Linked DNA regions of Homo sapiens: region 2 is linked to region 1. A link is an interaction called in ENCODE POLR2A ChIA-PET data of the cell type or tissue named here. Cell type or tissue: PC-3. All regions are shown on one strand. Links, peaks and the distances in the headings refer to the core of each region. The heading gives the core; the rest is flanking DNA. Region 1 overlaps HHAT (hedgehog acyltransferase). Region 2 overlaps HHAT (hedgehog acyltransferase).

Evidence for each region. ChIA-PET counts read pairs that join two places held together with the same protein. Peaks named below come from ENCODE experiments on the same cell type or tissue, not always from the same donor. Only the 100,000 strongest peaks of a DNase experiment are listed, where the experiment ranks them.
Region 2: POLR2A ChIA-PET joins it to region 1 with 24 read pairs; 3 of 35 experiments call an interaction of 5 or more read pairs at or near these places.

What each region holds. Positions count from the first base shown.
Region 1 is chr1:210,525,392-210,528,310 of GRCh38, forward strand. All of the region lies in intron 9 of HHAT (hedgehog acyltransferase), which reads left to right. Among named protein-coding and RNA genes, the nearest start is that of HHAT, 200 kb to the left of the region's middle. In PC-3, for the core only: no CTCF peak of the experiment used is centred there; no DNase peak of the experiment used is centred there.
Region 2 is chr1:210,373,049-210,375,967 of GRCh38, forward strand. All of the region lies in intron 3 of HHAT (hedgehog acyltransferase), which reads left to right. It also overlaps the pseudogene RNU5A-8P. Among named protein-coding and RNA genes, the nearest start is that of HHAT, 46 kb to the left of the region's middle. RefSeq lists enhancers at 1-912, 913-1,824 and a silencer at 1,500-1,589. In PC-3, for the core only: a CTCF peak has its summit at 1,505 (motif pointing right); DNase peaks (open chromatin) are centred at 1,063 and 1,473; H3K27ac peaks cover 1,427 bases.

The DNA of each region.
Region 1 (2,919 bases), core at 89-2,588:
CCTCCAGATGCAAACACTTGGGGTGCTTTGGAGTCCTTTGCTTATGTTCACAGAATGTTAGAATGGAAGGGCCTTGACGATTATGTTCCACATTTCACTAATATTTCATTTTTAGAAGATTTCTCAGATTCACTCCTCACCCTGATCTTGCTGTTACCACTTTTGAGGAAAAACTTGTTAGAATTATTTGTCTTCCTAGCTGTGCTATATTTGAATTTATTAATGAGACAATCCAGATTTAAAAAGAAAAAACTAAGAGAAACTCTCAATACTTGAGAATTGAGATGCATAATTTAGTTCCCACCATATATAGCTTTATCAATACAGATGTTCCTGTGAATAAATGTATCTTTTAAAAAAAATTAAAAAGAGCCCCTGGTGACTTACTCAGGATATTTGCAATGTAGAGACATAGTTTTAAATGTAAAAAGCTCTGAGTCAGCGATGTTGCTTAGAAAGATGGGCTGTGAGATCCATGGTCTTAGGCCACTGCAGATGGGTTATTTACTTGACAGGCCATTTGTTAAGTGTTGTCGCTGCCTTCTTTTGAATTCTTTTCCTAATGCGTGCGCGATCTTTCTGCCTTATGCGGTTGCTGCATCTGGTAGAAGCCATAAATGTTTTTTTCTTCCTTGCAGGAAGAGTCTCAGATCCCTCGTGCCTGAGATTAGATTCCAAAGAAAATGGGAGGTGGGAAGAGGTGGGACCTGGAATGCATTCTGGTGAGCGTGGTAGTGGTGACACCGAGCTTGGAGGGGCAGAGGTTCTGGGGTGGAGTCCTACGCGCAGCACTGGAGACGGGGAGCCCCTTTCCCTGAGTCCAGTGGCAGACATGGTTGAGTCCCCACTGGAGCAGTGGTGGTGTAATTTGTCAACAGTTCCTGACTGCAACACCTCTGAGCCTGGCTCTCAGGCCCTGTCAGAGATTGTGCAAACTGCCTAACCTTCCTTAATAAACTAACCAGAGTGGGTTCTGTTTTTTTTTTTGCCACTGAGATAACTAATATACTTACCTGATGGACATTGGAGATACCTAGCTCAACAGGGGGAGCGCATGATCTTTAGTTAGCTTTGCCTATGAGCTGCGTCAGTTCCACAAACCAGAATTAAACAAAATTAGAGCTATTTTTGCATCAGTAACAGAAGCAGCCTGTGGAATGGAAAAGGCATTGGATCAGATGCAGAAGACCAACACTCTAGACTGCCGTACCTCTCTTGCTGCAGTGGTTTTGTGTGAGTCGCTTCTGTTTGGGCCTTAGTTTTCTTATTTGTGAGATGAGAGAATTATACCAGATAAACTCTAAGGTCTCTTCCAATCTCAACAGCCTCTGCTAAGCAGCCTTGCTGTTTCTAATATTAGAGAGCAGCTTCTGTTGTCTAGATATGTGCCAGCCAATACAGTAGCTATTAATCACTCATGGCTATTTAAATTTAAACTACTGAAATTCCATAAAACTACTGTGATGTGATATAATATGAAATATATATTTGGTCTCTGCCTCCCAGTTTCCAGCACAGAGCTCCTAAAACACTTAGATGGGGACACTAGGATAATATTTTGTCCTGATACTTGATCTTTGACCCCAGTTCCTGATGCAGAGTTCTTAAATCCCTCGGAATTTCCTGAGTGATCAGAGGATCTTTTGTTCTAATGAGACAACTCTTGGTGGGCTTTTGGATAGCATCAGGATGGGGGCTGGGTGCCAGGGTAACCAACCATTTGATAAGAGGATTGGAACTTTTAGCCCCACCCTTATCACCACCTTCCAAGAATGAAGAGGCTCCTTCATTCTCTTCTTTCCTTTAGTGCATGTGTCTAGGCTGGCTCAGCACCCAGCTCAGACTCCCCTGGAAGCGTCAGGTGCTCCCTTGCAGCATGCTGTGTGGTCTCTCGTGGTTTTTCAGCTCAGGCTCCCATGGCTGATTGCCTGGGTTTGTGTGCTGGATGCATTACTCTTGACCATGTGACCAGCTTAACAGCTTCATGCTTCACTTTCCTTATCTGTAAAATGAAGATTAATAGTAATACCTATTTCACAGGAGGTTTTCGAGGACCAAATAACATAGTACACTTACAGTGCTTAGGATAGTGCTCAGCAGTAATACAATGGCTGTTAGCCATCACCATTATCAGCATCATAAATTTCCTGGCTATCTTGTCATTCTTTGGGATCTTAGCAGACTGAGTGGCAACACCTTTAAAAAAATAAATAAATAAGGGAAATGAGTGATTCTGCTTTTGCTTAAGGTTTGGCGATTCACAAGCTCCCTGAGGGCCAGAATCGTGGGGCTTGCTTTCTACTGCAATTTCCTTTGAGCACGTGACAGAGGATGGTGCGCCAACAGGGTGGCCCTAATGAGTGGAGTTGCCATAGGCCAAACCCAGGCCATCTCTAGTGTGTACTAGCCATGTGACTTTATTAGCAAATATTTAATAGCACTGCTTCAGTTTCCCCATCTGTGAAATGGAGACATTGTCACCTTTGAGAGAAAAGTCAGATACTTTGAAACTCTGAGTTATGTCAAGCAAATAAATAAACAAATGGGTGAAGTCAATCACTCTAAACGCATGAACCCATTCATTTGTACATCAGATGATTTTTAGCATCTACCATGGGCAAGAAACCCTACTTGTTCTTGGAACACAGCAGTGAGCAAAAAGACATGCAATTCCTACCGTCTGGGAGCTTATTATGCTTTAGGAGCAGAGAGGTGTTCATCAGGTGATCATATGCATATCTGCCTAAGTATAACAACCAGTAATGCCGAGAGAGAGAGACACATGGTCCTACAAGTGTGTGTCACAATGCACCAGACCCAGGGGTGGTGCAGGGGCTGGTCATGGGGAAGGTTCTCCCAAGATCTTTGGGGTGGAAGGTGGAGGGAAAAGCATATCAAACCCCTGTGGTAGAAGGAGCA
Region 2 (2,919 bases), core at 121-2,620, 150 kb before region 1:
CTGGGAGTAGATTTCTGATTAGAATCCTTCAAATGCTAACTCACTCTTTGTGGACTCCTCATTTGGATACTTTCAATGTTAAGAACTGTCCTTAGAGGTGGATTAAAGTTAATTTACACACAAACATGGAAGTGCTGTAACATGATTCAGACTTATATAAGTGCCATAACAAGACTCAGAGAGAAAGGGGGACGGGATTATTCCAGCCTAGGGCAGGTTGAATAGTGGCGGGATCTGAAATTTGGGGGGAGGTATGGGGAAGTGGGAAGGAGGGAAAACATTTCCTTCTCTCAGTACATTTCCTAAAAGTGGTGCCTGTCAGCATTCTTAAAAAGGTTATTACCTTTTAAAATCATGACATGACAGTTGATAAGCCTTTGTTAAAAAGAAATTAAGCAGCAGCAGCAAGGTAAGAGCGAGATCACAGGGGCACGTGGGAGAAGATGTAAAGTGGGGTGTCTTTGTGTGGGGAACTGACTGATGCTACTTTCAGGGATGACAATAGCTGCCGAAAAGTTCGAGATGGATGAAGGTTTGTTATTCCATCATGATTTTGCTCCCAGGTTTAATGAAAGCAAAGCTCAGGTCAAATTCTATCTGGCATGTGTACGTTTATTAAACACTTACTAGGCAAGCAGTGGAAACCAGTTTACACCAAGCTGATCAGTGGAATTGATGGAGTCCTTTAAGGAGCTTGCATCACCACCTTGCATTGAATTTGTTACTAGGTAGATAGATAATAGAATGTTATCTAGAGAAGGATGGATTTGGGGCTTTTTTGCAGACAGGCAACCAGAAATTCTCCCAACTATGTGGCTGAGTTTAGGATCTTAAAGGCCATCACTTAAGGGGGAGTCTCCAAATTGTCTAAGCCAGTCTGTGTCTCCAATGTTAATGTTGCTAATTAGCAAGTCAGATGTCACCAGGGAAAGTTACACAGACTTTTATCATGCAAGTATTCAGACCTTTGACATGGAAAACAAGAGTTAACTGTCTTTGCAAGTTCTGTTACACAATGTTTAAACAAACAGTGACAATGAATCACTTAAGCCTAAAGTTGCACCATAATGTTTTCCTCTTTAAGTCTTTTTTTATAAAACATGATCTGCCTCCCCAGGGCAAGGCTTACAAAAAATTAGCTTATAACTGATTTGTTTCTCTCCACGGAAATCTTTAGTAAAAGGCGAAAGATTTATTCGATCTGAAGAGAAACCAGTGTAATGCTACAAATTAGTTCAACTCATTGTTGCAGTAACCGCAACTCCTAGTACGCCGATGGTGCCTACAGTTCGCACAAAAAGAATTACTGCCTACAGTTTGCACAAAAAGAATTCTTTAATCTTCCCATAGTTAGAAATGTTGAGTCAAAAGAAATATTCTTTTAAGCTTTAAATAATTTACTATGTGCAGGGTACTATGGGTATGCAAATGAGATGTTGAGTCATCACCTTGAGATTCCACACCTTGTTATTCACCGGGTGCCTTTGGTGCTACCACTAGGGGGCGAAGTAGAGGCCATGCTAGCTGAGTTCTAAATCCCATCCTGGGTTAACCATGGAAACTCGTTTTAGCCCTTTTTGTATAATGGGACTTGGAGTACGATTTGTTATCTTTAGCATCATCTTATTTTGAAACAATTACACATTTACAGGAAGTTGCAGCAGTAGTACAGAGAGGCCTTGTGTACCTCTACCGAGCTTCCCCAGTGGGGAATCTTTTTTTTTTTTTTTTTAATCCCTTACTTTTAATTTTAGATTCCAGGGGTACATGTGCAAGTTTATTACCTGGGTATATTGTGTGACGCTGAGGTTGAGGGTATGAATGATCTTGTCACCCAGGTACTGAGCACAGTACCCAGTAGTTAGTTTTTCAGGCCTTACCAGTCCTCCCTGCCACCCCCCAGCAGTTCCTGGTGTCTGTTGTTGCTAACAGGAGAACCTGATGGTTAGCTCCCCAGTGGGGAATCTTCCATAGTGAACTCAAACCCAGGAACTTGACATTAGTACAACCCACAGACTTTAATCAGATTTCACCTGTTTTGCAAGCACTTACTTGTGTATATGTATATAGTTATATGTGGTTTTATCACATGTGTAGATTCATGTAAACACCAACATGACAAAGATACAGAACCTTGAAGAGCTACTCTGTGCTGCCTCTTTGATGGCCATACTCACCCTCCTCCTCTTCATCTCTAATCCCTGAAAAACCACAATGCTTTTAAATATATATGTATGTGTGTATGTGTATATACACACACACATTTAGGATTCTTATATCTTATTGGTGAGAAGATATTTTTATCATTCTGCAATGACCCTTTTTGACCCTGGTGATTTTCTTTCTCTGAAGTCTACTTTATCTGCCATTGGTAGAGCCACTCCCACTTTCTTTTGATTCATGTATGTATGCCATATCCTTTTTCATCTTTTAACTTTCCACCTCCCCATTTCATTATATTTAAAGTGAATTCCTGTGGACAGTCCAGAGTTGGGTCTTTTTTCTAGCAATCCATTCTGCCAAGCTCTGTCTTTTAATTGCTGTATTTAATTTGATTGGGGTTTATTCAGCTTCTTGAATTTGTAGGTTTATGCTTTTTGCCAAATTTGGAGATCTTTTTTTTTTGCCATTATTTCTTTGAACGTATTTTTAACCTCATATTTTTTCTTCTTTCCTTCTGGAAAATTTAATGACACCAATGTCAGATCTTTTGTTCTTATATCAAGGGTCTCTGAGGCTGTATTTTTTCAGTCAGTTTTCTCTCTCTTGTTCAGATTGGGTGATTTTTATTGACCTATCCTTAGGTTCAATAATTAAAAAAAAAAAAAAATCTCACTCTGTCATCCAGGCTGGAGTGCAGTGGCACAATCTTGGCTCACTGCAATCTCTGCCTCCCGGGTTCAAATGATTCTTCTAACC